3 separate regions of the Mus musculus genome follow, and all the other regions are linked to region 1. A link is a loop called in an ENCODE intact Hi-C map of the cell type or tissue named here. Cell type or tissue: left cerebral cortex. All regions are shown on one strand. Each heading gives the region's core, and the rest is flanking DNA. Links, peaks and the distances in the headings are about the cores only.

What was found. Peaks named below come from ENCODE experiments on the same cell type or tissue, not always from the same donor. Only the 100,000 strongest peaks of a DNase experiment are listed, where the experiment ranks them.
Region 2: a loop joins it to region 1, with 5 times the contacts of the local background. A loop is called at or near these places in 3 of 42 quality-filtered maps.
Region 3: a loop joins it to region 1, with 4 times the contacts of the local background. A loop is called at or near these places in 5 of 42 quality-filtered maps.

What each region holds. Positions count from the first base shown.
Region 1 is chr10:116,203,859-116,214,346 of GRCm38, forward strand. The region is part of intron 6 of Ptprr (protein tyrosine phosphatase, receptor type, R); the gene reads left to right. Among named protein-coding and RNA genes, the nearest start is that of Ptprb, 92 kb to the right of the region's middle. In left cerebral cortex, for the core only: a CTCF peak has its summit at 4,359 (motif pointing right); a DNase peak (open chromatin) is centred at 4,358; H3K27ac peaks cover 229 bases.
Region 2 is chr10:117,027,491-117,037,978 of GRCm38, forward strand. No RefSeq gene overlaps it. Among named protein-coding and RNA genes, the nearest start is that of Gm10747, 9.5 kb to the right of the region's middle. In left cerebral cortex, for the core only: a CTCF peak has its summit at 6,524 (motif pointing left); a DNase peak (open chromatin) is centred at 6,505.
Region 3 is chr10:116,887,682-116,898,169 of GRCm38, forward strand. It overlaps Myrfl (myelin regulatory factor-like), which reads right to left and starts at 9,198. Exons shown (of 25, transcript NM_001033333.3): 1 at 8,937-9,198. The coding sequence starts at 8,982. In left cerebral cortex, for the core only: a CTCF peak has its summit at 6,282 (motif pointing left); a DNase peak (open chromatin) is centred at 6,285.

The sequences.
Region 1 (10,488 bases), core at 2,964-5,463:
CATGGTGGGACTCATGGCTCTAGCTGCATATGTAGCAGAGGATGGCCTAGTCAGTCATCAATGGGAGGAGAGGCCCTTGGAGAAGCCCTATATATTTCCGTATAGGGAAATACCAGGGCCAGGAAGCAGGAGTGCGTGGGTTGGTGAGCAGAGGGAGGGGGTAGATAGGGGATTTCGGAGGGGAAACTAGGAAAGGTGATACCATTTGAAATGTAAATAAAGAAAATATCTAATAAAAAGAAAAAGAGAAAGAAAGAAGAAAGAACCACAACTGTATCTTCACACCAGCGGTTTGCATCTGTAGATTCCAATAACTGCAGAGACAAACTGTTTGGACTGCATCTTTAGGAGCGCTTACAGGCTGTTTCCAGTGTTGGTCCTTAAGCAATACAGTGTAGCAACTACATACAGAGCATTTACATCTCATTGGGTGTGATGAGCAATCTAGAGGCAATTTAAAGATGATGACAGTTAAGTGTCAGTCACTCACCTGTGACGCAGGGACTTGAGCAGATTCAGGGGCTTGCATCTGTGGGAGATACTGGGACCGATTCTAGATGGATGATGAGGGGCACCTATGGCGACACAGAGATGTCTCCTCGCTCTACAGAAGAGAAAATATACGGGATGCCACACTCCAGAACCCACCCTTCCCCACGGTTGGTACCAAGTATCATGCGTTCTGAAATTGTAAATATGAGGAACACTTTGTAATTTATGCTGACTTATGAGTGAAGTATGAGAGTGGTTCTGAAGTGGGAAGAACGAAAAGTATATATTACGTAACATGCAAAAATATCTCTTACAAAAAGAGGTCATTTTGTGACTGGCTCAAACTTTCAAAGGAAGCATATTTTGCGGACATTTTTGCTTTCCTATTTCATGATTCCACAAACACTTGAATGTGTCTCTTTGTAAAGTTGTCTAATGTTAGGACATCCCTCTGTGTGAACCTTTTCTAAAGTACAAATCAATCAAGCTACCTCATGCATTATAATTCTGCTTAAAGGTGTAACTCTACATATTCACATGTGTAACAAATACTTTTAAATGAATGGATAAAACAGCAGGGAAAAGCATTTCAGAATCCAATACAGCCTAAAAACAGATAGAATTAGAGTAGACCAGCACATACCGCTATAGTGATACCAAGAATTTAATAACATGTGTTTTCTCATATACACAGTGTAGCTTTAGCCTTACAACTAGCAAGATGGGAGAGGAGGAACTATTGAGGGTCATGAAGGAGAGATACAAATACAACATGTATGTAGAAAATGTCATAGTGAATAATGATATGTATGTAGAAAATGTCATAGTGAAATTCATTGTTTTGTTCATTAACAAAAAAATACCTTTTAACATTATTCTAATGCAGATGATTATAGCAGCCAAAGAGTTAAGAAAATTATAAAACGAACAAAAGAGCAAGCATTGATGCTTTTATTATCTTATCTCATATGACCACATATTTCCAGCATTTATAGTAGCCTGTGATTTGTAGGGAAAATTTATTTTTCAGGGCACAGAACCAAAGCAAAAACTAAGAAAACACTCCAGTATATCAGTAAAGTTTGGTTTGGTTTCGTCTTTTTTAAAGACAAGGAAATCATGAGTTCTTTTGAAATGACCCTAGCATAAATCTAAGTTTGTGCCCTTTTTATAGATTTCAAAATGCCAAAATTATGAAAAACTAGAAGATACCAATCTACTTTACATGTAAAATAGGTTTTGAAAATTGCTCTCAGAAGTTATCCCACGAGACTTCTGCTCAGGCCTTCAAGCTGAAGTGTTGGAGATACGACTTGGTTTAATTTCCACGTCTCTTATCTGGGGTTTGCTCTTGTTACTCCAGTTGCTACTGGTTTTTAACTTGTATACAGGAAGCCAGAGCCAATCAATTTTGTTCCCAAGGTGACAGGAAGCCTTGGTTGGTCAGATGTTGATTGTGTTTGCTGTTCCAGCCCCGCCTGTCACACTTTCTTCCCTTTTGGCTGAACTTAAGACAAATTAATCAGTGGTGGACATCTGGCAGACAGCTTCAGTGTCTTCTCAGTGTTTGTTGACCTGTAAGGGCTAAAGATTGAGAACTCGGTACATAAGCTTTGCAGACAGGGACCAAATGTTGCTAAGGACCCTTGCTCCCCAGATCCCGAACAGGAGGCTCTCTTCGGGCTTTTTGATTGAAAGTGTGCGTCTCTGACTTGTGGAATAAACTTCCCACCTTCTTTATGACGGTGAGCGTAGCTTCCTTCACCCTCCTGTAAATTCCAGATGTGAACGGGGAAACAGTCCAGGAAGGAGCTCAAAGAATGCTAAGCTCTTAAACAGGTCTGTGATGTTTGTGAACTTGGCCTCCTACAGATTCTCTTCCTGTGAGGAGAGAGTCTGTTCTCGGGAACACACCTCTTATCTCCAAATACCCCACAGAAAATGCTGGTTTCCAGAACGTAACGAATAAATCAACTCCTAATTGTAAGCGTGTATAATAAAATCAAGTGAGCTGACCTTCCCAACCCTAAAAGTAAACTTCTCTGGAGTCTCCGTTTTCAAACTTGGGAGTTTATGTCTCCATAAAATAGAAAAGTTGAAAACTCCCAGCAGGCTTCCAAGATGTTTTCAGAATTACTTTAAAGATAATGATATTAACAGGCACGTCTAATTTTATGATGGGGATCGTGAGAAATGTGTGTCTAAGATGAACGAAGGTGACATTGAGATAAACCTAAAAAGGGCAGGTATGTTGGACCGGACGGGCCTTTCCTGTTCCTAAAATGTCTTGTGCTTTTACACAGGAAACATATTCGTATTCACCCGAGGCCAGTGTCAGGCCTAGGCACAAGATCGCAAAGTACCCTGGGTAGTGGTAGTGAGAAGACAGGAAAGTGCGTAGGAAGGTGTCCTTGGTGGATCCTGCACGGGGTAAATTTTCCAAAGATGCTATGCTCGTTCATCCATCCAGGGATGGATTATCTGGGGAACAAACCATTCATTTGTTCCTATTTCTCAGTACTTTTTTCCACCCCAGTCTTTAGAGGCATCTAAAGCCAGAGTTGATTCAGGCTATGGAGTCACTGGAGAATCCTATCTAGTGCTCCTCAGTGAAGCCTTGCCGACTGAAGGCTCTCCACAGATACCCTTCCTAGATGAGTTCATCCAGAGGATGTGAGTTGCCCTGTCCATTTGCTTGTATATAGCAGTATACTACTCAGACAAGTAAAATAATAAATGTTTCATGCCTGGGAAAACGTCGCCATGTGTTTCTGAATTTGGAAGAACCATAACCCTGGTTTTAATGACAGCCAAGATCATCCCAAGACATACAATAAATACTTGTAAGCAGTCAGACTACATGCAATTTGCTGCAGTCATCTAAGGATGCTGAAAAGCTAGCATGTGCTCCCTCCGCATGTAAACACACACACACACACACAGACAGACACACGTTCGCACGCTCCCATGCTCGCTCACTCCCATGCTCGCTTGCACGCATGCACCCACGCTCGCTCGCACGCTTGCACACTCCTATTAGTTCCTCTTCTGATTTGCCTGAGAATTTCTGTGAACAGGAGCAATCTGCAGTGTACCTGTTCTTCTTGCCCAGGGCTCCATCGACCATGAGGAGGAGCATGCGCAGAGGGTGGCTTACAATGGCAGTGCCCCAAGTGAGATGCCATGTCCCGTGGGTGTTATATATTCCTGGCCAGCAATTTCATACTGTATAATGTTGATCAACCGGCAGACCAAAACCGTTCCATTGGTCTCCCCTGTATCGTTCTCACCCCTAAAGTTGAGAGCCTTAGGACTTTTGACAGAAGTTACCAAATAATAAAAGATTTTGTATAGCCAGGCTACAGAGACCATACATGTGTGCAATAGGTTTCTTTCAAGAAATGTGTTATGACCAGTGTTTTTTTAAATATAGTTTATGCAATATATACTCTTTAAAAAAAACAAATATTAACTTCTCTTGGTGTGCTTAGGATAAAAAGAAGTTAGACTGAATCTGTATAGATGCTCTTGCTGACCAGTGACTTCCCAAATCTGACCTTTGACTTTCAGGAAGTCACGTTGTTTGGGATCTACTAGAGAGCAAGGAAATACAACCCTTTGTTGAGCATATTCAAATATATAAGAACATCTCAAGGCCTAGTTTTAGTACTACAGAAAATGCCCCAGAACAACAAAAGAACCGTAACTGGGCTCCATGTGCAGAGGGAGCACTAGAAGTGTGCACTAGGAAAGCCTTGTGTGCCCATGTCTGTGTGCATTACACAGATAGTATCATTTCCTCAGTGTATCTTATGAACGAACTTAGATTTTATTATCTGTGCTGCCTTTCTGCCTACCACCTATAGGTGGCGCCAGTGAGCCACACAGACAGCGGGAGACCCAGAGCCACTTTTTTTTTTCTTTTGTTTTAAAGAACATTAAAGCAGCTGTTTTTCTGCCATCAAAAACCCTACCTGAGACATTTGTAACCCTTCTAAGATTTAAAGCCAAATAAAATAAACAAGGATCAAGGGCCCTATAAGGATTTCAAGGCCGGAAAGGAGCCACCAAAAAGCTCTCCTCCCATTTGTCCCTAATTGACATCCAGAGGGGGCACTGCACTGGTTCAGACCCAAATGCACCAAGCAGGGCTTCCTACTTAAGCCTGCAGCCCCTAAGACTGTCATTCGGCATCCCTGAGAAGGGTTCTGACCGTTCCTTCACTGTGTTCTATGCGGTGCTTGGACGTCTCTGAGCTGCTCAGTCTAAAAAAAAAAAAGACTTCTGCCCTCTTCTCTCTATAGAAAAATATGCAATTTAGTGGGAGATGGGGGTTATAGGTTAGTTTAGGACTCAAACTGAAAAGAACTTTCTCCACGAAGCACAATTGCATTGGAGAAAGACACTCCAAGAAAAGATGCAGCCCGACACCCCAGGACTTCACATTGGTGAACCCTGGATTCCAGTAACCCCGAGGCCTTATCGAGGACAGCCTGGGGGTAAATTGGCAGTACATTAGAAAGCCTGATTAGGAGAGGGAAGGCGAGCGACGTGGGTCTCACGTCAGCTGTTTCCCTCCACAGGATACTGGGTGATTCCTGTCCTGGCCAGATACTGATTACTTAAAGCTCAGCCCAAGAGTTCTTGTCAAAAATGATTTCCGTAGTGTATTTTGACTTGCTTAGGTCTGAAGAACTTTTGGAATTTGTTAGGTGTGGAGCTGAAGTCCAGGAACTGGCCTGTGGCATTCCCTTAATGAGCTCTGTCCCTCTGAACAGACTGTCCTAAGCATTTCAGTTGTTTTTTTTTTTTTTTAATTTTTTTTTTATTGAGTTCACACTTTTCTGCATGTCCTCATCTGACACAGGGGCTTGGATAGAAAATGTGTCTTTGATACATTTTCTTTGATACATTTGATACATTGCTTTGATAGACTTTGATAACTCAGATACATGGAAGCAAAAAAAAAAAAAGTCCAAAAGTCACATTTCCTATTTTATTTTAATATATACAAACTGATATGAATATGTTCCATCGACAGATTCAAGTCCCTCATCATTATAAAACTTTAGGGATTTGTCTGCATTTCGCCCTGTTTACAATAGAGAAAAACCGTAAGGATTTAGATTGCCGAAGACTGTTGCTGAAACGAAAGCATCGTTGTCTTCATAAAATAGTCACAACCCATAACAATAAGGCTTAAAAAGCAGATGCCTTCATATATAAAGCAGGTGGACCATAAAGACATTTTTTATTTCATCTTTAAGTGTGTGTGTGTGTGTGTCTGTCTGTCTGTCTGTGTGTGTGTGTGTGTTTGTGTGTGTGTGTGTGTTTGTGTGTCTGTATGTATGTGTGTGTGTGTGTTTGTGTGTGTATATGTGTGTAGTATACACAATGCAATACCCCATGCTGGTGTTGAGACAGCCCTTCTATGCTCGCCTCACACGGCATTCCAATGCCTACATTATCTAGCTCACCTTGTCTCAACAATAAAGGGTGCACCAGCTCACATCACCAGATATGAAGGGCAAGCAATAAGAGGTCTTGAGAGCGATACTACAGTCGTGTAGCTATGGTTATAGTGCACTGATATTTGTTAGTTATTACTGATCTCTTACTATGCCTAACTTATTAGTTATAGATTATGAAGGTCAATTTGATTTGCTAATATACTGGTTTGAATGTTGATTTCATCCAAAACACTCTCATGTAAATACTCCCAATAGCTAAAGTAGTGCACATCTGTGTCTCAGTCCTGACGGCACATAAAGGTATTTGCCACCACAGAAAACCAGATGACAACTGAGATAGAAGGAAATCACTATAAATCATGTGTTTGATAAAGATCTACTGTCTATCATATGTAAAGAGCTTTAGAACTAAAAAAGAAGGCAAGGCAAGTTAAAATTAAGCAAAAATCAAAACAGGCATTTCTTCTTAGAAGATAAACAAATGACTGGTAGCCACAAAAGATATCATCAGCATAATTAATTATAATAAAATGCAATTGAAGCCCCATTGAAAATCCACTTTTCCTTCACTTGGATTGCTATGCTACTACTAATAAAAATAATAATAATTGACTGTATTGTAAAGGGACAAGGATGTGAGGAAATTAGAAACTTAATATGTTGTTCCTAGGAATGATAAGTAGTCTTTCCACTTGGCAAAAACATTTGACAGCACTTCAAAAAGAGAAATGTTGGGGCTTCTGGTATAGCTCAGCAGTAGAGGACTCACGGAGCATGCCCAAAGCCTGGGTTCTGTCACCAGAAAGAAGGAGGAGGAGGAAGTGCAGGAGGAGGAGGAGAAAGAGGAGGAAGAAGAGAAGGAAGAAGAAGAGGAAGAAGAGGAGGAGGAACAGGAGGAACAGGAGGAGGAAGAAGAGGAGGAACAGGAGGAAGAAGAGGAAGAGGAGGAAGAGGAGGAGGAGGAAGAAGAGGAGGAGGAGAAAGAGGAGGAGAACAACCACGGGCAGCATAGGCTGATTGGATGCTATAGCAAACCAGTGTATTGCTGACATATACCCAGAAGAAATAAAATGTATGCCATAAGAACTTATATCTAAATATAGTAGAACAATTTATAATACTTTTTTAAAAAAAAATAGAACAACACAAATATCCATCAATTAAAAGCCAGATGAGCCGGATGTTACTTGGAAAGTAACAGAGGACTTGTAAGTGTTACAACATGTAGGGACCTTAACGGCAGTATGCCAAGTAGCAGGAGTCAGGCAGACAGCTAACTCCATGATCCCAGGTGCACGAAAGGGGCCCAAATAAGTGAATACAGGGCTGTAGCTCAGGGATCCAGTTCTTCCTTACCATGTACAAGGCCTTAGGCTCAATCCTCATTACTACGAAATGAATGAACCTGTAACTGCAGAAAGTCGATGACATAGGGAGCCAAGGGTGGGGAGGGTTTCCTTTAAGGATGAGGAAAATGTTTTAAAATGTACTGTCTCCTTCCTTCCTCCCTCCCTCCCTCCTTCCCTCCCCCCCCTCCTCCTCCTCCTTCTTCTTCTTTCTCTCCCTCCCTCCCTCCCTCCCTCCCTCCCTCCCTCCCTCTCTCCCTCCCTCCCTCCCTCTCTCTCTCCTGGAACTCATGGTATAGACTTAGCTGACCTTGAACTCACAACGCTAGGATTAAAGACATGTGCAGCCACGCCTGGCCTGTGATTCATCTAGTCCAACTCAGTGACTATTCTGAATGTGCTCAGTTCTTCACTTTAGAATTGTGAACTTTTATGGAATACAAACCACACCTCAACAAGAGTGTAAACGTGATTTTAATTTTAGACCAAAGTTGTTAACTGCTTCTAAAACATTAGTCAGAAGTTGTTTGCAGATAATTTTTTCATTCTGTTTATTTGGTTGAAGTATGTATTTTTATTTCTAGAAAGGAAAGGGCCGTGTCTCCTGTTGGAAGCATCAAAGTGTGGTTTTCATGACAAATACCAGGTCGGTCCTGCTCTTTGGATACAATGTAGTCCATGAAGCATAGAAAAGGTTTCGATTCTGTATCCTGCCCACCAAGGGTGATGCTCGCTCTGAGGCAAAGGACCCTTGAACTTTAAGGTTATCTTGCAATTATCTTGCTTGTGGATGGGTGAGGAAAGACCCAGGAATAATAAGGAGTTATTACAAATTGCATCCAGGTGACAAGCCTCAGCCACTTGAGGGGGGAAAAGCCTATTTTAACTATTGGCAACTCCCATCAATAATTTATATTTAAACTTCCACCCTTATCTCAGACAGCAGTGATAACATGATTGTGTGTTTATACTGTTGGGACTGGGACGGCAATCATGGTGGTAGGAGGGTACATTTTATCAGGAGCACAACCTTTCCAGGTAATTGGCCCCTTCCTTCCTTCCACCTGAGGAGCAATGGAGCTTTAAATACTGTCACTGACTCTTCACTCGCCAAAGGGAAGCAACTCCCTACTCTGCAATTCCCGGGTGAGAGGCCAGTGGCCCCCTAGAGGGCAAAGGTCACCATGGTTTATTCACCAAGTGCCTCAGTGAGCAAAGCCCACAGTTGCATCTGTGGGTGGTGCCCTTTTCAGTGAACACAGAACAAACACAGGAATGGGTATTCAAGTAAATTATTGTTCTTGGCTGAACATTTGGGGAAACTTTGGAAACAGCAGATTTTCATAATTTTTACTGAGAGTTCATTTTAGGTAAAGGTAGATTTTGGGGTGTCTTGGTAATGACATTAGCTATTTGTTTCTTTTTTCTTAATTTAATTTTATGTGTATTGGTATTTTGACTGCATGTATGTCTGTGTACCATATGTGCTTGGTGGTACCAGAGATGGGGAGAGGGTGTAGGATCCCCTGAAATGGGAGTTACAGATGCTTGTTGGCTGAAATGTGGTACTAGGAATCAAACCTAAGTGCTTCAGTAGAACATCCTATGCTCCTAACTAGTGAGGCATCCCTGCAGCCCAGATATCCGCTTCTTATATCAAATAACTGAGATCTTGTAGAACTTGTGATGGATATTAGACAAGATCAGGTCCTTTTAAGGTGCATAGACTTCAACCTTAGAAGTAATTCCTTTTTTTTTTAAGTCAGAATCTAATGAAACCCTAGCTTGTCTCGAACTCTCAAAGCAGGCATGGCTGACTTTCAATAAATGATCCTCCTGCCTTTGCCTTCTGAATGCTGATATTGCGGGCCTGCTTAATTGTAAGACAGAGGCTGAGGGTGACAGTGTAGCTCGGTTGGTAGGCTGCTTGCTTGGCACTCATGGTGCCCTAGGTTCAATCCCCAGCTCTGCATAAATCAAATGTGGTGGCACTCGGGAAACAGATGGGGAAGATCAGAAGTTCAAGGTTTCTTCGGCTACAAAAGGAATTTGAGGTCAGCCTGGACTAGAGACCTTGCCTCAAAATCTATCAGACAATCAATCAATCAGTCGATAGATAAGCTCTAGCTATGTATTCCATGCTGGCCTTGAATTCCAAATACTCCTGCCTGCTTCTGCCTCCCAGGTCCTGGGATGGCAGATACCAACCTGCATATGGTTTGCATACACTACTCTTTAACTCAAATCATTCTGTTATAGGACAATTTTTTTTTTAATTTGTGAAAAGTAACTTTATAAATGTTTCTCTCCTATAACTAAAAACAAGTTTAGGGATTTGGTATAAAGACTGGGAAGAATTTGTGCCACAGCCTACCTAGCCTGTAATATCTGGAAACTGAGGCAGAAGGATCACATATCCATGGTCCCTGTGGGTGAGAGAGATGGAGGAGGGAGGGGGGAAGAGGCAAAAGGAGGAGTGGGAGGGGAGAAGGGAGAGGGAGGGGAGGGGGAAAGGAGAAAGGGGGAGGGGGAAGGAGAGAGGAGAAAGGGGGAGGGGGAAAGGGAAGGGAGGATAGGGGGAAGGGGGAGAGGAGAAAGGGGGAGGGGGGAGGGGGAGTTAGTTCAAACCAGTATACACAACTTAGTGAGAACTTGCCTCAAGATAAAAAGTAGCCTGAAAATGCTGTCTTTCTTCCACTGGATGGTTTTAGCTCCCTTGTCGAAGATCAAGTGACCATAGGTGTGTGGGTTCATTTCTGGGTCTTCAATTCTATTCCATTGGTCTACTTGTCTGTCTCTATACCAGTACCATGCAGTTTTTACCACAATTGCTCTGTAGTAAAGCTTTAGGTCAGGCATGGTGATTCCACCAGAGGTTCTTTTATCCTTGAGAAGAGTTTTTGCTATCCTAGGTTTTTTGTTATTCCAGATGAATTTGCAAATTGCTCCTTCTAATTCGTTGAAGAATTGAGTTGGAATTTTGATGGGGATTGCATTGAATCTGTAGATTGCTTTTGGCAAGATAGCCATTTTTACAATGTTGATCCTGCCAATCCATGAGCATGGGAGATCTTTCCATCTTCTGAGATCTTCTTTAATTTCTTTCTTCAGAGACTTGAAGTTTTTATCATACAGATCTTTCACTTCCTTAGTTAGAGTCACGCCAAGATATTTTATAT
Region 2 (10,488 bases), core at 5,211-7,710, 830 kb after region 1:
TACTTAGCTGCCTTTGAAGTATAACCAGTTCTCATTCTTAAATCCAATGCTATCATCTGGACGAAGAACAGTTTTATGAAGAGATGGGAAGGTGTTCCCTTATCTCTATTCCTGTGCATCTCTTATGCACCTTTAATGCCGAGAATTCTTTAAGTTCCTCAATATTTCTTCAAGGTTTGAGATCACCTCTGCTTTAGTTAAGGCTCCTATTGCTGTGATGAAGCGCCACGACCAGAGAGCAAGCTGGGGAGGAAAGGATTTACTCAGCTTACACTTCCAAATTGATAGTCCATCATTGTTGGAAGTCAGGACAGGAACGCAAGGAGGGCAGGAACCTGGTGAAAGGAGCTGATGCAGAGGCCATGGAGGGATGTTACTTACTGGCCTGCTTTCTTATAGAACCCAGGACTACTAGCTCAAGGATGGCCCCACCTACCATGGGCTGGGCCCTCCCCCATTGATCACTAATTGAGAAAATGCCTTACACCTGGATCTTATACAGGCATTTTCTCAACTATAGCTCCTCCCTCTCTGATGACACTAGCTTGTGTCATACTGACATACAAAACCATCCAGTACAACTGACCCTTTGACAACCTGACACACGAACATCACTATTAAGCCACCTCTCTGATTTATCCCCCAAGATCTAAATAACTTCAAAAGTCTCACAGTCCCTAACAAATTCAAGCACATTAAATTTTCAGTCCTTTAAACTATCTAACCTCTCAAATCTAAAGTCTCTTAACTGTTGACTCAAGTACTTTACTTCAAGAGGGAAAAATCGGGGCACTGTCACAATCAGAGCAAAGTAAGATCAAAATCCAACCATCCAATATCTGGGACCCACTCATGATCTCCCAGACTCCTTCAAACTGTTTGGGTCACTTCTCCAGCTCTGCTCTCTGCAGCACACACAGCTTCTCTTCTAGGCTCCAACTGGTTCTACTCCACTGCTGCTGCTGTTCTTGGTGGTCACCCCATGGTACTGGCATCTACAAAACCACTGAGATTCCTTGCTGCAACTGGCTGCCCGGTCACCAATAGCCTGTCACAGGCTCTTTTCCTGGTCCCAAGCCTCAACTTCTTTGCATAACCTTTTCAGTCCTGGGTTTTTTCCTGCCACTGTGGCTACACCTACACCAGTGGCCTCTCCTGACCTCTCCCTGTGCCAAGCCTCAGCTGTTCTCCATAACCCCTTCATGCCTTCAAAACCAGCACCACCTGGTGACTCTTACACATGACCAAGTTTGGTTCCCTCCTTGGCTGCCTCTGGGAAAGAGCTTCTCTGTGCTCTCAGAAAACACTTCCCAGAAGATTTCACCTCAGTGATGCTGGTCTCTTCTTAGCCCCTGCTAATTTCTTAGCTCCAGCCAACCAGCATCAATCGTCCCAGTAACACAAAAGTTTCACCTCAGTAGCTCTGGTATCTTATTAATCACAGTTGATCCTTCATCCACAGCTAACCGGAACCACAGAATCTTACTTAGGTAAAAATCTGAAACAGACCTGATCGAGTCTTTAATCTTCCCTCCGAAATGTCACAAGCCAGGCCTCCATCTTCTGCACAGCTCTCAACATTATCATCGTCCAAGCTCCCACAGAACATCCTACTGAGCTCTCAACACTCAATGGCTCTTCTAGCCCAAAGTTCCACAGTTCTTCCACATTCTCCCCTAAAAGGTAGTCAGGTGTGTCGAGTCAACATCCCACTGCACTGGTACCAACTTGTCTTAGTTAGGGCTTCTGTTGCTGTGATGAAACACCATGATCCAAATGCAAGTTTGGGAGGAAAGGGTTTATTCAGCTTAAACTTCCACATCACTGTTCATCACCAAAGGAAGTCAGGACTGGAACTCAAGCAGGGCAGGAACCTGGAGGCAGGAGCTGATACAGCAGCCATGGAAGAGTGCTGCTTACTGGCTTGCTTCCCCTGGCTTGCTCAGCCTGCTTTCTTACAGAACCCAGCATCACCAGCCCAGGGATGGCACCACCCACAACGGGCTGGGTCTTCCTCCATTGATCACTAACTGAGAAAAATGCCTTACAGCTGGATCTCATGGAGGCCTTTTCTCATTTGAGACTCCTTTCTCCCTGACGACTCTAGCTTGTGTCCCGTCGACACACAAAACCAACCAGTACAGCCTCCCATTTTGTCTTCACACTAAAAACGGAATTGTGACTTGCTCAATGAGCCCAAATGAGGAACTTTTCCATCCTAAAGTGAGTCTTTATCCCACATGACCAGGGCTCCAGAATAAAAGGATGTATCTTCTTCTGCCTGGCTTCCTCACCTGCCTAGATCATTTTCTTCTGAGTTCTGCCTCATAGACAAATAGCCAAATGTCCCTGCGGTTTGACCAATCCAAGAACAGGCTTAGCCTAGTCGTGTTTTGACATGATCTGCATGTTAGGGTGACAGCAAAGCCAAGCCTTTGTATATTTCCTCCCAGCTCCTAGGGACAGCTTGGCCCTGACTCTGGGGTTCAGTTTCAATATGATTTTTTTAAAAAGATTTATTTATTTATTTTCTGCATAGGAGTAAACCATTTCTCTCTTCAGACACACCAGAGGAGGGCATCAGATCCCATTACAGATGGTTGTGAGCCACCATGTGGTTGCTGGGATTTGAACTCAGGACCTCTGGAAGAGCAGTCAGTGCTCTTAACCACTGAGCCATTTCTCCAGCCCCAATTGCAATATGATTAAGAGCCCACCGATTTTTCCTCTCCCGTCCAAGCACTTAGAGCTGCCTGACCCCTGGCTGCTCTCCCTTCTTCTTCATTGTCCCATCCTCCCAGTCCAGGGCTTCCATTACTCTGGGCATTCACTTTCAGCCTCCTTCAGCCAAGTGATAGAGAACATAGATTAAATGGAATAGGGAAATATAAAATTTACCGACAGTACAAAGAAGAATCAATGAATCACCTCGGAACAACTTCAAAAACTTGAACAAAGCCGTATATGGTGGCATGTGCCTATAATCCCAGCACTCTAGAGGCAGAGGCAGGAGCACTGAAAGTTCAAAGTCAACCATGTCTATGTGATGTGTTCAAGGCCAGCCTGGGCTATGTAGCAAGATCACACTTACCTCTAAAGTCCAAAGCAAACAAACAGCAGCAAGATGTTGAGAAAGAAAAAGGCAGTTAGGGAGCCGGGCATGGTGGCGCATGCCTTTAATCCCAGCACTTGGGAGGCAGAGGCAGGTGGATTTCTGAGTTTGAGGCCAACCTGGTCTACAAAGTGAGTTCCAGGACAGCCATGGCTACACAGAGAAACCTTGTCTTGAAAAACAAAAAAACAAAAAAAAAAAACAAAAAAAAAAAAGAAGAAGAAGGCAGTTAGGAAATTGGACAGATACCCATCTTCACAAACATCACATTCTCATCTGGAAAGTAGGCTGCTCACTAGGATTCCCAGCCATTCTTAGCCATCATGAGCGTCTAAGGGAAAGGATGGAAACCTCAGATTGTCCTGTGTGACCAGCAAGCATGACTGTGACTAGTGTTCCAGGGATTTATCACCAACTTCTTGCTATGGTAATCTGTTCTTCAGGGTCCCCTTTTACCTTGGGATTCTCGGTCATTTAGAAAGATCCCCTTCTGACACTCACAGCATTGAACCTCCGACTTAACGGTTTTGTCAGTCTCTTCAGATGGTTTTTCCTCTCTGATGCTTCCCAGCCTTCACCATCTTCCTTCTCCCTGGCATTTTCCATCATTCCTTCACATACACACACACACACACACACGTGCATGAGCACACATGCACATACATATGTGTGTACACGTGCACACATGTGGGTGCACACATACATACGCATATGCATGTGCACACATGCACACATGTGCACACACATGAGCATGCACACACACATATACACATGCACACAAGTGGGTACACACATGTGCACACATGCATCACATACACATACACACATGCACACATGTGCATCCACACAACACACAGCATCCCAGGGCAGATCACCACAGCTATGAATCCCTCATCTAACTCATTATGTATATCAATGTCCTCCAACACAATGTGGAACCAGACTTTTAAAATTTTTTGATTGCAGTCGTTCTCCCCACTGTGAGTCTAGAGGACTTAGAACACTGGCTTCAAAGTTGGAAGGTTTCTTAGGACAGCCGCTCTCCCCAATGCTGGTCCTATATCAGCCAGTTAGGAGTAATGCAAGTGTAAAACCAAACACAACACCCAAAGAAAATGCAAATCAGAATCTAACCCACCTGCCCGCCCCTCCTCACAACCCGCAACCTGGTCAACAGCAAACACCAATCAATGCCTGTGCAGCCCAGGACATAACCAGGGATTATCTCAGGCAGGGACTGCAAGTCTTTCCAGACTTTTGGCCTTAGTCCTGTGAACGCAACTCTTAGGACAGTTTTCCCGTTGATATGACTGCTGAATTGGAAAAAACCCAACTAAGCAATATCAGGACTCTCTGATTGCACATCTTACAAAATCTAGAAGACCCCAACCTTCCCGTAGAGCTTTTGAACCGTAATCCAACTTGAATCCCTCACCACACTCTACGCTGTCCCTCAGCATCTCTGAGTATGCCGTCAGCATGTCCCCGACTGTGGCAAATACAAAATTCCCTAAAAAACCTCACGTGAGCCAGACCAGATATTAACTTTTTGTTTGAGCTTCTTTGTTTCTGAATTTTAGAAGATGGGCCCAATTCTACCTTGTGCCCCAGGTGCCAATGGTGCCATGGAACTCTCTTCTCTGAGCTTCTAATTTCAGGACAATTGCCTCACAGAGATGAAGGGGAAGTACATTTTGTGTCTCGAAACAAATAAGACATTTCTAAAGTTGATTTTGTGCAGAAATTCTATCCTGTTCCAAGTTCCTTGGGTAGTGGCTCTGCATCAGATGCGATCTTGCACCCAGGAGACACTAGGTAGTGTTGAGAGATGTTTTCGATCATCATACTGGAAGTGTTACTGGTACATAGTGGAAGAGGCCAAAGATGCTATTGAACACCCTGTGATGCACAAAATCAACTTTAGTGCTGGTTCCCTAAAAGTTTAGTGTACCCAGAAGCAAGCATGGTTCCGTTTGTCTGTCTATCTGACTGACTGTTATTTGTTCAGGTATTGATGCTGGGTTTTGCCAGTACACAGAACAGTGCACGGGCCTCCTTGTTACAGATATTCAGCTTCTACACAAGAGGCCAGTTCCTGATGCCAGGGGGAACCCTGCTCTACTGACTACAGTGCTGCCCAGAGAGCAGTCTACAGGGACGGGGGTGGGAGTGGGAGGGTGGGGGTTAGGGGGCTCAGTTAGGGCAGGGAGGAAGAACAGCCATGCTGAATGAGATGATGGGTACCAGAGGAAGTCAGCTTTCATTTTGTTTCTTATGTGGTTGTAGTCGATAACTGTTATTACTATTAACAGTCAAAAAGAATGCAGGGGCTTTGATATCTGGCTTGAGTCTGTGGACTTGGTTGTTGGCCACCTGTGGCAGGGCTTAGTGTCCTTAGGGGTGGCTGAGTGAGGCAAACAATTGAAATTTTAAAAATATATATATGAGGGACCCTCTAGAGACCTTTTTTTCTTTTATTATATGTTTTTATTGGTTTATTTAATTCTTCATTCATTTCGTGTGGAGACAGAGGGTAGGCATGTGGAGATCAGAGGGAAACATACTGGAATCAGTCACTTCTTCTGCTATGTGGATCTTGGGAATCCAACATAAGCCACCAGGCTTGGCTGCAAGCACCCTCACTCGCTGAGCCATCTCGCTGGCCCATCACATCAGCCTCGACCACACTGCCTTTGCAGTGATATCCTGAGCCCGCTGTGTCACCAGCGTCACGCTAAGGCCTCAGCACCACAGTGAGAACCCCGAGCATCAATGTCAGCCTTCCTGCTTCCCATCAGTAGTTTCATGTCTAAAACCTCCAAGGTTCGAGGTCCCAGAAGTTCAAGGCCACACTGGGCTACCTAATGAGACTATAATTAAAAAAAAAATTAAAAGGCAGAAGAGATGGTTCAGTGTATACTGTATATATGTGTGTGTGTGTGTGTGTGTGTGTGTGTATGTATATGTATATATGTATATATATATATATATATATATATATATATGCACTGAACTATATATATATATGATATATATATAAACATATGTTAAAAACATAACATATATATGTTAAAAACATTTACTATATACACATATATATAATAAATAAAACACATCTTAGGAATTAGTGGTGTTGCCCTTCAGGGAGAAGGCAGGAAACCAGATCCTGGCAGGAGACTCTCTGGTTTGAATGGAATATGCCCTCCTACAGGTGGTCAGGTCAACTTCCGCTCCTGCCAGGGAAACCAGGCAGCACCAGCTCGAAAGGGGGTTTCTTTCTCAACCTTAGCTGGAGGCTTCCACACCGGCAAGCAAGACGTTTCTGCTTTCTCCCATCTGTCTACCTATGAATCATAAATGCCACGCCGGTGTTGACTCCCAGGGCCAGGAGTGCCCCCTGGTGGCCATATGACCAACTTATTTCTCTTCTCCTGGTGGGTAAAGCCAGCCAGCTATCTGATGAGCTACACAACTCTCTCTCCCGCCCAAAAGCAATTATTTGGATGTTGATGACTAATAATAAGCATTTACCACGATCCAAATGTGTCATCAAAACCTTACTCAGACTGTCCCCTTTAAGACTCACAAATTCTATGATCTATGATAATATCCTGCAGTTCACAGTTCAGATTGCTTGTCTCTGGGACACCTAGACCCCTCTTATATATTTTAAAGATATGTTATGTGTACGAGTATTTCATCTGTATATACATATGTGTACCGCGTCTGATGTGTGATGCCTGCAGAAGAGGATTCTGGATTCCCTGGGACTGGAGTTACAGTTTGTGCGCTGCCATGTGGGCGCTGAGAATTAAACCCTGGTCCTCTGGAAAAGCAGCCAGTGCTCCTGACCGCTGAGCTAGCTCTGCAGCCCAAGAATACTCTTAAAGACACTTTCCACCAAACACTCTCTACCTTCCATTTTGACCCATGATTCGTCTCTGATTTCTACAGATTTGCATTCCCAGCAACAGGTGGTTCTTAGGGCATCCAGGTCAGCTTGACCTGGAGTTTACGCCAGCATATCCCCCCCCCCCTCCACCCGTCCCCACTCCCGTGTCCCAGAATGCCCCAGGGTACTACCCAGAAAGAGCCAAGGTTTCTAAGGAACAGGTCACGTGGGATAGGTCAGATGGGGGTGGGAGGATGGCCTGAATGCACCGTTCTCCCTGCAGGTATTTTAGAAGGGACCGCTGGGGACGTGGGGCTGCCTCACTTCCGGCACTGGATATTAAAGAGCCTGGTCTTAGGCTCAGAGCTTGCTGAGCCCTGGACAGTCAGAAACCGGGCCTGAGATTCTGGGGGAAGTTTTGCTATGGGGATGTGGCTCTCCCCACAAATCTTTCCACTTTTCAGTTTCTTCAAAAGCATTTCCCTCTTGTTGAAGCCTCTGGGCCTCACATCAGGACTGAGACACCTCCTGCCGGATGCAGCCACTGTCTGTGCAGGTCGGAGCTCATGACCAAGAGCTCTCTCATGTAGAGTGTCCAGTTGCGACTTGTCTCAGAATTTGCAAGTGAATGTGAGAAATAATGAAAGAAAAGGAGGGGGGCATGTCTACCTCTCGAGTATGGAAAATATTTTTATTGTAGATATAAAGGAGAAAGTAGGCAGAGGGAAGAGTCCAGGCCAGCAGGACCAAACCGGACTGCGAGAGGGGTGGAGTGGGAGGGGTGGGATGAGGGAAAGCAAGAGAGGAGCCTCGGGCTAAGGCAGCCCAGGCCAAGAGGAAAGAGAGTAAAGGGCAGACAAAAGGACCGGGAAACCAAAATGTCTGGATTATATAAGGAAGCGCAGATGGGGGGAGGGCAGCCCAACCCCTGGGCTGAAGAAGTTTAGGGTAGCGGGGCTGGGTATGCAACAATACCCTGTACCAGATAGGGATGAAGGATGCTGGGAGAGCCTGGCAGCCATTTGTCTCTGGTTTAAGACCTAACAGCAAGCCTGGGAACAGGGAGTCTGAGAGGGCCTGCCTGCTGCTGCCTGCCTGCGCCTGTCTTCCAGTGTTTTCTCAGTAACACAGCAGGGACTCCACTAGAGCCAGCACTAAATTGTGACCACGTGGAGGGCAGCCACGTTTTGGAAACTCAGTCCCAGAGCCCCTGCAGGAGGCCTTACCTTCCCATCTTCACCTAAAAGCAGAAAATGGTACTAGCATGTAAGGAGCAGCCTGGGCGTGGCATTTAAATAATACTGTATAAAAAGCCCTCAATGTGGGGGACGACAAGAGAGCAGCTATTATTATTAAAACTAACTGCAGAGTCTGCCGAAAGTAAACCTTTTCTCTTCTTTTCTTTTCTTTTCTTTTCTTTTCTTTTCTTTTCTTTTCTTTTCTCTTCTCTTCTCTTTCTTTCTCTTTTCTTTTCTTTTCTTTTCTTTTCTTTTCTTTTCTTTTCTTTTCTTTTCTTTTCTTTTCTTTTTGCCAAGAGCCTCAAGTGTTTCCTGAAGCAGAGGTCCAGACCAAGCCAAGTGTTACACCAATGTTTATCTAGTACCGGTAAGCGGGACCTGTTCTGTTACTCTATCCCTTGGACCTATTCAACGATAGAGGTGCTGCTGCTTTCTATATTTTACAAACTAGGAAATCAAGACGTGTTAACAGCGGTGTGGTAAGGTGTTTGCCTAGCATTGCACAAGGCCGTCGGTTCATCCCAAGCATTAAAAAACAAAAGCAGGGCTGGAGAGATGGGTCAGCGGTTAAGAGCACCAACTGCTCTTCCAGGGGTCCTGAGTTCAATTCCCAGCAACCACAGGGTGGCTCACGACCATCTGTGTTGGGATCTGATGCCCTCTTCTGGTGTGTCTGAAGACAGCGACAGTGTGCTCACATACATGAAATAAATAAATCTTTAAAAGGAGAGAGAGAAGGGAGAGAGGGAGGGGAAGGGAGAGAGAGAGAGAGAGAGAGAGAGAGAGAGAATGAGCAGTGTATTAGGCATAGGATTTCAGAGGTTTCAGGCACTGTGGCAACTTGGTCCCATTTCGGGGAGAGCCTTTGAGGTAGAAAAAACGCCATGACAACATCCGTGGTGAATAAATATAAGACCAGACAGGAAGGGACTAGAGACTAGAGATGGTCTTCTCCAGTGCACCTGCCCGGTAATGTGACATTCCCAGGAGGCCTAAATCTCCTGAAGATTCCATATCGTCCCAATAGCACCCACAGGCTGGAGACCAAAGCCCTTACAGGTGATCCTGTGAGAGGCCTTGTCAAACTCAAAGGATTCCAGAGACTAAAGGGAAATTTTGCATTTTTCTGTCACCATGAGGAAATAGGCTGTAGTGAACCAGGAGGGTATAGAGTTGGCCAGGTCTTCAGGTCTTTCTGAAACCAATTGAAAGACAGATCTAGGAAAGGGAGACACCACCACCTTCAGGCTGGCCCCAGGCCCAGCCATCTAAGTATCCAAGGACTTCCTGGAATAATCTTTCCCCACATCTGATGATAACACTAATATAAAGGGATTATAACACAAAGCAGCTTCCGTGTATGAGATACTTTGAACCCAGTATCTCCATGACCTCAGGCCGAGCCCACTTTGGCAGATAAGTAAACTGAGGTTGTAAGATGTCACCCGACCCCAGTCCAGAGCAAGGTTGATATTAAAACTCTTGACTCTCCGTGCGCTCGGGGCCCACACAGTTCATGTCTGGTTCATCATGTTGATCCCTCTAAGTGTCTTAGGGAGATGTGCAAAGCAGCAATGGGTGGGGACCTTGTTGATTATAGCTTTACAGTCTGGAATTTGAATGAAAATTCAAACAACAGTGGATTTCTCAAGCTCGATCTCTGACCCACATTCCACACTTAGCCTTTGTCTTAGTCGGGGTTACTATTTGCTCTAATGAAACACCATACTCAAAGGGGAGGAAAGGGTTCGTTCATTCAGCTTATGGTTCCACATCACTGTTCATCATTGAAGGAAGTCAGGGCAGGAAGTCAAACAGGGCAGGAAGCTAGAGGCAGGAGCTGATGCAGAGGCCATGGAGGAGTGCTGCTTACTGGCTTGCTCATTGTGTCTTGCTCAGTCTGCTTTCTTATAGAACCCAGGACCACCAGCCCAGGGATGGCCCCACCCACAATGGGCTGGGTCTGCCCTAATAGGCTTGCCTACCGCCCAATCTATGGAGGCATTGTCTCAGTTGGGGCTCCTTCCAATTCATTGACTTCAGCTTATGTTAAGTTGACATAAAACTCACCAGCAGAACCTACATTTCCAGGTAAAATATGCCTAGTATTTGTTAACACTAAAGTCTCCCAGCAGAGAGTCTATGCTTCCTAGCCTGATGGCCTATTAGGGACACAACCCTCTTCTTTCTAGAAAAGGAGAAAGAGACATAGAAAGATAAACAAGGAAACAATTGATGGAGTTCAA
Region 3 (10,488 bases), core at 5,266-7,765, 690 kb after region 1:
GAAGGGACAGGCGATCGTCTGGAAGTCGAGATAGCACAGAGATAAAAGAAATCCCGATCAAAAGGATAGCTCATCGCTTGAACCGGGCCTAATGACCTGGTCCTTCCTATCTCAGCACGACAGGAGACCTTTGAAACCGGAGTGAAAGTCGGTGTGAGGGAAAAGAGAGACAACGGTCTTGAGATGCCATCAACCTGAATCAGAGTGTGGCCTAGGTCCAGGGAGAAAGAAAGGACTGCCAAGGAATGGGGAGGGGCTCCAGCGGAGGAGAGAAGGAAGCTCACAGAGAAAGGAAGGATAGCACTAGAAATCAGATGCGCCTACCACTCAGAAGATGGCTGGCCTCCTCCAGAAGCCCAGAGACAGACATGGAAGCGAGTGTCCCTTGGAGCCATTAGTTAGCTACGCCATGCCGACATGCTGACCTTGAACTTCTGCCCAAAACTGTAAGAAGCATTTTAAGCCACCAGCTACGTGATTTCTGATAGCAGCCCTAGGAAGCTAACACGCCCCCTAAGACAATAACTGTTTAACTCCCACTTCGGATTCTCAAACAGCCCCTAACGCTCTCTCAATGCCTGGTCTCTCTTATGACATCTCAAATGCGATAGGCAAAGCAGACAGAACTAAGACATTTACCACACCACTCATCTCTCCTTTGAACATCCCACCTCCCCTCTCGCTGTAGAAGTGGGTGTCCTGCAGCCTGAGCATGCTCTGTCCAGGTGCTCTCTGGGCCATGTCAGCCTGGGCCAAAGTTCAAGGCCTTTGCTCCCCTACTTCTTCAGATGACTTTTCCAGACCAGGTTATTTACTGATGGAAACCAATTCTTTAGTCCCATCTTAAACTCAAAACCAGACCAACTATCAGTTATATCTCTTCCTCTGCACACCTCCAGTCACTGACACATGTCTCGGTTCCTATTCCATAGCAAACACCCCCCAAAGTGTTATCAATCCTAGCCCCTCACCTTCTACGCTCTTTCCAACCCTCTGACTGGTCTCTCCCCTGTGATGGTTTGTATATGCTTGGCCCAGGGAGTAGGTGTGTCACTGTGGGTGTGGGCTTTAAGACCCTCAATCTAACTGCCTGGAAGCCAGTATTCTGCTAGCAGCCTTCAGATGAAGATGTAGAACTCTTAGCTTCTCCTGCGCCATTCCTGCCTGGATGCTGCCATGTACCTGCCTTGAACCTCAGAACCTGTAAGCCAGCCCCAATTAAATGTCCTTATAAGAGTTGCTTGGTCACGGTGTCTGTTCACAGCAGTAAAACCCTAACTAAGACATCCTCCCAACCCCCATGGAAGCCACTTGTAAGGTCATATGCAACCGTCTTTTATCTAAGTAACTCTATGAATGGTCCATTATCTGATCCTTTTTTGTGTTTGTTTGTTTGTTTGTTTGTTTGTTTGTTTTGAGACAGGGTTTCTCTGTATCTGTAGCCCTGGCTGTCCTGGAACTCACTCTATAGACCAGGCTGGCCTCGAACTCAGAAATCCACCTGCCTCTGCCTCCCAAGTGCTGGGATTAAAGGAGTGTGCCACCACAGTTTCCTACCTTAACCCCATGCTCCCACACACACACTTTGCAAGACACTGTCACTGGGATGGCCACACCCTCGTCGTTGCTTTATTATGTCTACTTTACCGTCCAGGTAATCTCATTCAATCTCAAAAGCTGTAGACATCACTGTGAAGCTGGTGACTCCCTGACTCTCAAAAGCAGTCCTAGTCCCTTCCTTGGGCTTCAGACTCAGTTAGCTAATTGCCTTACCATTGTTTCTGTTTGGTCGTCTCAAAACTATCTGAAATGTCAGAATGTTCCGAATGACCACATACATATACACACACACACACTCACACAGACACACACAGAGAGACACAAACAGACATACACTCACATGCACACATACACACACACACACACACAAACATACACACACACACTCATACAGACACACACACAGACACAAACATACACACACACATACACAGACATACACAAACACAGACACACACAGACACAGACACACACACACACACACACACACACATCTGTACTTCCTTTCATCCTCCACCCCTAAATCCACCACACCACCATGCATCACTTCTGACTGTAACACGTGGCATCATTCTTCCCAGAAAGCCTGGTTTCCCTTTCTGTCACATCATATCCATTTGAGAGTCCTTTCTGACCTGCTGAACACTCTCCACTAGTTTTCTGTGGCACTAAAAATGAGAGTCCACCCTCTAATGCACCTGGCTCCCCATTGTCGCTCACTACAAGCCAACCGCCCCCTATACCTTCCGCCACTCAGCTCATCCCCACGGAGCCCCAAGGCATTCTCAGCTCAGTGACTTTGCACTGCTCCCCTTTGCCTGGGATGCCCTCCTCCCAAACTGAGGCATTGCTCCTGGTCATGACTCAGATCTGGCTCCTCAGGTACGGTCTCTTCAGAGGCCTTTCCTGACTGCTGTGACTCACGAGACCCACTCTCCCTCCATCAGCACGGCCCCCACACTGGCCAGGAACTTAATGAAGGTCCTCTGCAAGAGCAGCAAGTGTTCCCATCACCAGCCCCTAATTCATAACTCTTTTTAAAAGATTGATTGATTGATGGTTGACTTTATGTACAAGTACATCTGAAGGCCAGAAGAGGGCATCAGATCCCATTATAAATGGTGCGAGCCACTATGTGGGTACTGGGAATTGAACTCAGGACCTCTGGAAGAGCATCCAGTGCTCTTAACCGCTGAGCCATCTCTCCAGTTCCCTAAGTCATAATTCTTTAGGTAGTCATGTTGTTGTTGTTTTGATTATTTAGAGATCTTACATAATGTGCCCTGATCATGTTCACCTCCCAGATTTCCAGATTTCCCATGTCTGCATTCCCTCCCCCATCCCTTCCCTCACGTCACCCAGAAAAACCCAAGTCCATTTTGTGTGGTCCATATACACACTGGAGCATGGTAAAGTTCCTTAGTGGCCAGCCCCCCAAAGGAAGATGAGTCTTTCTCTGCCTGCATCTGAGCCAGCAGACAGCAGCTGAGACCTGGAGCAGTAAGGAGCTAACTCTCCAACACAGACTGTAGCACAGTGCTGTGGGCCGGTGAGAGGCGGGGCTAGCTCTCCGTCATTCAGATATTAGCATGGCTTCAGGCAGGAGCCCAGGCTGTAGGCATCCACATGGGCTTTCGTGCTAACTGCTGTATCAGGTGGGTCTTTGTTTCCTTAGTTTCTTCTAAGCTAGAAAAGCCAGCCCTTTAGGGCAAGGTCTCTGCTCTGTACATGAATACACCATGGGGTCCTAAGAAACACTCTTTTTTTTTTTTTTTTTTTTTTTTTTTGGATTGGCTGGTTCTATAGTCAAACAGAAATCCGTAGTGGCTTGTTCCCATGCACTTTCCTGCATCAGGCACAGGTGTGAGGGTCAGAGGTCAGCATTTACAGAGTTTGTTCGCTTTTTCTTAGCTTGTTTAGGCAGAGTCTCTCTTACTGTCTTCCCACCATGCTGCCTGCTCCAGCCTAGCTGGCCTCCAGCTTCTGGATAATTCTCCCGTGTCTGTCCCTTATCGACTTGGATCACAGATGCATGACACAGCACCCTGCTTTTCTTGGTGTGGGTTTAAGAGATCTGAGCTCAGTCACCAGGCTTGCAAGGCCAACCTTGCTCTTGCTATCTGGGTGACTCTTAAGTGTGATATTTAGCTTCAGGATTAAGTTGCACAAGGGAGAAGGAAAGATGGCCGGAACTTCTGTAAGCAGAGAAAATGGTAACACTAAAAATAAGCGAAGACCATTGACCTCTTTGCACCAGGCACAATTGAAAAACAACCACAAACCGAGGTAAGACAATTATCTCTTCTTTACAACTAGGGAAACACAAGGCCTGAGATACTCACTCATCCCTAGTCCTAGAAATAGCACATCGCAAAATCACAGGACTCACAACCGGGATGGCAGACTCAAAGTCCATGGTCTTAATTACGGTCCTATACTCAGCACAAAAAGGCTCAATAAATAACAACTATTATTGTTAATTGGGTTGCGGACTAGGGGTTGGCAAACATTTCCTGTACAGAGCCAGATGGTAAATATTTTAGGTTTTACAGCCCATATGGCCTCTGTTGAAACCACCGGACTCTGCCACCATAGCATCGAAGCAGCTGTAGGCAGCACGGACATGATCAGATGTGTTCTAATGAACTTTCTCGGCACCCGAAGGCTTGTGGCTCTCTGCTGCACATCAGCAAGAATACCTGTGATGATAAGAGTTGTTTTCTCTGTAGTCCATAAGAAGTCTAATACTAAGGAGCACAGCGATATAATCTTGTGTTGGTGGTGGTGGTAGTTTACTTGTTTAAAACATACAGAAAGCCAAATTTGGTGAGACATACCTGAAATTTCAATGCTCAGGGACCTGAGGCAGGAAGATGTACAGTTTGATGCCTATCTGGGCTAGATAACAAAGTATTATTCACAAAGACAAAACCAAAACACCGTGGACAGTAGCAAGCACTGAATAGTGAGATCATAAACTAACCCCCCTTATTGGTTATTCTAGGTTAGTGGCTGTGTATTGAACAGTTAAGTTCCAAGACACAGGAGAATCTGCCAGAAACCAGGCTTAACTCAAAGTTGGAAAGATGACACCTGTAACACCAAGGCAATCGATGAAAACCTTCTCTTGGGAGGGCTTATCTGGGGGAAGACACGAGTGAGCCTAATAGGTTTCAGACGTGGTGTGTGCTGGTGGCCGAGGTCCGAGCTGCACTCTTAATGACGCATTTTAAATTCGAAATCGCCTTCACTTTAGGGATCCCAGCATGAAAGAGAGGAGGTCTGCTCTGCATGGCTCATGCCAAGACCACATGGTTTCTAACTAACTGCCCACACCAGACAGAAGCAGATAAGCCTAAGTCACTCATGCGATCTGGCTGGTCCTTTCTGTCATTGTCCCATCTCCTGGAAAGCATATGCTGTCTCCACCCAGCTGTGGCGCAGACAAGACAAGTTCCCGCCTGTTTAGAGTAACTTTACACTGGAGGCGATGCTGTTTAAAAATCCTAGCTGCAGAGAGGAACAAGTCTGCCCTTAACAAAGGTAACCTTTCCCTTCTAGAGGTGGGAGATGGTCTCGGGACACTTGCCATTTGTGCCTTCGGTACAAGCGCAGATTCTGCTGAGACAGAAGAAAGCAAGAAGGGGAGCTGATTGTTTGAGACAGGAATGAAGTGGCGATCGCAGTGTGAAAGAAAGGCAATCAATAGACTAGCTGCTGGTCAAGGTACCCTTTGCCCACAGGAAAGTCTTCCCCAGGACCCAGCACCATCAATGGGCAGTATCTGTCCTGAACACTACACCTGGTTGTTCCCAGTTTCTGATCCTTCTCTTGAAAAGCCAGAAACATCAGCCAATTAGAGTCGGTATCTCATTTTGGAGAAATAATATACAAGGGCCACTTAAGACAACGTGTATCCTTGTCTGTCTCATGATAATGGAGTCTAAGTCTTTCCACCAATGGTGACTCTCTGCCTCTACTTTCTCTGGTCCGTTCACTGGGCCATTCTGCTCCTGGGCAATTCTTTCTTCTTTCCCTGCATTTGGACTTGCGGAGTGCCTCAAACAGAGCTGCAATTCCACAACCGCTGGATGACAGGATCAGGGGCTTGTGCTGCTCTTTCACTCTTTGGGTAAATATTATGGAGCAACCGCTGTACGGTGCACAGTGTCAGCGTGCTGCAGCAATTGCTGTATGGTGCACAGTGTTAGCATGCTGCAAGCTTTGTCTCTTCTCCACTCCACAGAACTACCTCACCTTCCCCGAAGCCTTTCTAGATTACTCTAGGTACTTTGGCCATTGGTTTCCTGTTCCAGAGCTGCCTTTATTTTCCTGAACCTTTCGTTGCCATGGCATTCTCAAACAACTTGTATTCGGCACAGCGGTTCTCAACCTTCCTAACGCTGCGACCCCTTTAATACAGTTCCTTATCTTGTGCTGACCCCTCCCCCACAACCATGAAATTATTTTCATTGCTACTTCATAAACTATAGTTTTTGCTGCTGTTATGAACTGTAATGTAAATGTCTGTGTTTTCTGATAGTCTTAGGTGAAAGGGTGGTTGGACAACACCCCCACACCCCCACCCACACCCCCACTCACCCCCTCACTTCCATCCCCACCCCCACCCCCACAAAGGATCACGACCCACAGGTTGAGAACGACTACCATAGCAGCTAGTTCTGCCTTCCCTGTGTCTTTACTGCCCCCTTGTGATAATGGCTGCCTGTGGAAACAGAAACAGAAACCATTCAAAGCTTGGATAGCAGCTTTCTAGGGAGGCTGTTCCAGATAGTCCCTGCCCTTGCATAGCTTGGGGTTTACCCCCACAGATGTCCGGGGGAGCTGGAGTTTCAGTATTCTAGTTTAAAACAAATACCAGCATCAGCATAAATTTTGACTGGCAAGGCTTTTAAATTCAAGAGTATACTGTCAACTTAAATTCTTTAATATCAAAATTCTTATGAGAAAAAGTGTCTTATTTAAGACAAAGACTCCAAGGAAAGGAGAAAGATTGCTTTCAAGTGTACAATGGTTTGCCAAGAGTTTTATTGTTTTTTCAGACAGTGATTGAATAAAAAACAAAACACACACACACGTATTTTGGGTCAGTGGTAAGTTAAGGGCATTTGCTGCCGTTGCATACATACATGTAAGCAAGCGCTCACACATACACCTAAACTAAAAATAAATCTTTAAAAATTATAGTTTACGTATTAAACAGTACTACAATAGAATGGTTTGACGTCGTTTTATCAAAAACGGGGGGAGGGGAGAGAAAAAGGGGGAGATTTTCAGGTTATCAAATCCTTTTTAATCACTGTTCAAAAGTAGGTTAGTATGGCACATGTATTGACTGATCACGTCCAAGTCCTGTTTCACTCGTAACCAATGAAATTAAATGGAAGATGACATTTGATTCAAAACAGCGAGGGATTGAGAGGCATCTGGTTGCAACAGCAGCCCCCTCATTACACCATATCCAATGTTGCTGACCTTGTTCTAAAGAGGCTTTCTGCTCCTTAAGGTTTAGGGAAAGGCTATTATGAAACTCTAAGGGACCGGTTTCATTCAACACCCTGCAAGTTCCTCTGAAGGAGGTGGAGCAGACCGGACATAAACAGGCACTTGGCGTTTGCTAAATAGTGGAAGGAATTCTTTTAAATTGGCAGCTAGCTGTAGTGGTCAGGGTTTGTGCCTCTGTTTCCCCAGAGATTAGCGTCTCTCCTGCTACACACTCAGAAGAGGGAACACTGCGCATGGAGAACGGGTTCCTTCCTCATCAAAGAGGCTGTGCAGTTTAGTTTGAGGCTGAAAAGGAAACTGTAATAACGATAGTAATAATAATAATAATAATAATAATAAGTAGGTACTATGTAGAATACATGTTCCAGTAGCTATAGAAGAGGTTTATAGAAACAGCATTATAGAGAGCTCTGTGGCAAATGGGTCTAGCCAGTGAATTGTGTGAGGCTAAAAGCTCTTCCGGGAAAAGCAAAGACCAGAGACCGGGTTTCTCAGTAGTAGAAGGAGAGAAAGTCTACCTTTTGCGTCTACAGGATGAACGATGGTTTCTCTTTCAAAAGAAATGTGTCCGGGCAACTACCACAGGAAGCACACACCAATCAGGACCCAGGTAATGGCATCAGTGTGTGGGGCACACACCAAGCGGTACCCAGGTGATGGCATTAATGTGTGAGGCACACACCAAGCAGGACCAAGGTGCATGATGTCAAACCTGGCCTCTGTTGCAGGCAGGACTCCAGGGGGCCGAATGCAGGCTCAAAGGAACACAGTGACTCTCACAGCTTCATTTGACTTTCCTGCCATTTCCAGCAAAATCTAAACCACAGAAATGACCTCATTATGCCTGCTCCTTTTGGCCGTGACCCAGAGTCTTACAGTGCCTTTGATGGGACCTGCCTTCTTTAGCATTGGGCCTTAGTTCTTTCCAGTCTTTACAAAGCTCTCATTTGTCACACACTTTACAAAACCCAACAAAGTCCAGGATCCAGTTTTCGAGCGTGCTGCTAACTGCCCTGGAGCGAGTGCACCCTAGACCACCCTCATTCACCTTCACGGAAAAACCCTGGACCGTGTAAAAGCTTGGCCACTTTTCCTTTCCAGAGGAAGTCTGAGCCCGGCTAATTGAAGCCAGGCTAACACTGACGCTCCCAATCATACATCAAAAAAAGGGTGATGGAGGCAAGGTCTTCCTAACACGTCCGAAAGACCCACCATAAGAACATTCTCCCTATGAACTGTGAACAACTGTGCCGCCATGTTGGATGTGGAGCAGCGAGAAGGCCTGTGTACTGACGCTGCTGTCAGTCACACTCATCAGGGAGAGGTTCAACTGCAAACGCAAACAGCCGTCCAGCTTCATGTTTTTAAAGTGTTATGAACAAGCAGAAAGATGGGATCAGGAAGTGGGCGTTCCTTTGCTGTCTTCGGCTGATTTGAAGTTAATTATGTTAAATTATACTAAGACATTTTAATTAAAATCCTACCCTTTTTGTTACATGGTATTTAGTCATCTCAGCGAGAAGACAGAGCTGGCATTTTTAAAGCATTTAAAGGACAGAAGGAGTGAGCCCTAATCCATTCAGACAGGTGATAATCCAGGTGCCCACTCGACTCTTAATGAGGAAGAAACCTAGGTAAGATGGAAGCCTGGATTTGAAAAACAATTAGCCATATCTCTGATTTTTGCTATCAACGAAGCGAGTAGAGCCTGTACTTCCCTACGCAGGAGTTATCTGATAGTGTTCTTCCAGGGGCGAAGCGTAAGTGGACTCCGCGGCGCAGAGAGTGAAAGTGAGTGGAGACAGAGACAAGGCTCAGAGAAGAAACCGTGGTGCCCAGTGGGCTCTTACCTTCAAAGAACTGCTGCAGAGCCTCGTTTTCACCCAGCACATCCATGGTGCTGGGGTTCTAATGGCTGCTTCCTCTTCCAACAGGAGCTATGAGACCTCAGGAGTAAGTGCTGTCCTTGGGACTCAAAGCCTAGGAAAACTCCTGGAAGGTCTCCATAGTCTTTTTATTGACGTGAAGTGGTTTTTCAGCCATTCCCTTAAGCCCAAAACAATGGCTAAGTTCTCGAATGTGATTATAAAACAAAAAGGCGTGCAGCCACACAGGGAAAAAAAAATCACGAAGAGGGAAGTAATGGCAAATCTATCTCTCAGGAACTGCTTCTACTTTGCCTGTGGGCTTTGTTTTAAGGACCTTTGTCCTTGGTGATACATGTAATTACATAAATGGGCAATAAATGAAGAGCCTTATCTCTTATAGGTTCTTTACACCAGCGTTTCTTCCATCTCCACCTTCATTAAGCAGATCTAGTCAGCCAGAAAAAAAAAAAAAAAAAAAAAAACAGTTGTTTTTCTTTAATCTCAAAAATGGGGAGCATCAATATAATCGGTTTTGGTGGTGGCCAAAAAGACTGGGTTATTTTAAAGGCTTTGTTAGAATAAAAAGTAAAATTTGTTCAATAGTTTCAAATGTAAAGTGCAAAATTATATTTTCCTCAGTACACACTTAGACGACTATTTCTTCAAACACACACACACACACACACACACACACACACACACACACACACACACACACGAGACAGGATTTCTCTGTGTAGCCCTGGCTCTCCTGGAACTCACTCTGTAGACCAGACTGGCCTTGAACTCAGAGAGATCCTCCTGCCTCTGACTCCTGAGTGCTGAGAATAAAGGCGTGCGCCACCATCCCCAGGCTTCAAAACCTATAAACGTTAAATGTGTAGACTAAGTATGAAAGTCCCTCTGTAAGTACATCCTTAGTTTGAAACGTTTAAAACTAGTTTTGCCTCACAATCTTGAGACAGAACCAAATAAAAAAGCGTCTTCGCTGCTTAGCTCTCCTTTGTTTAGCAATCGCCTGAGAAACATAGTTAGAAGGTAAGCTGTCATTCTGCCCCAACCTTCCTCTTTTCTGTCCAACTTTTTATTTTGAAAACCATCATGAGCCTAGCAAAGAAATCTGGAAGAACGAACGCTTCCACAAAATACCCAGAGGCTTTTCTTCCAGATTTATTAGTCATTACCTTCATACTCTTCCTTTTTCCTTTTTCTTTTTTTAGTAGATAAAGTTTCTTTTAGGCTGAGCCGTATTACAATAAGTCGCTGACATCTTGACATGTCCTCTAAATAAGTCAGTATGTGCCCCGTACAGTAAAGCCATTCACTTGTGTCACAATTTCAACTACAATAACATCAATTAATATTATTATCTTGCTTAGTTTCTCCTGATCCTGAAATAGCTGTTATATGACTTCTGGTTCGCCAGTACAGTGTTCAGTAAGTGTTCCTGAGTGGCCTTTGTTAGTTTTGTAAACCTCAGAGCGCGGTTGAGGATGTGGCTCATTCTGTAGGTCAAGTGAAGGCTTAGCACACA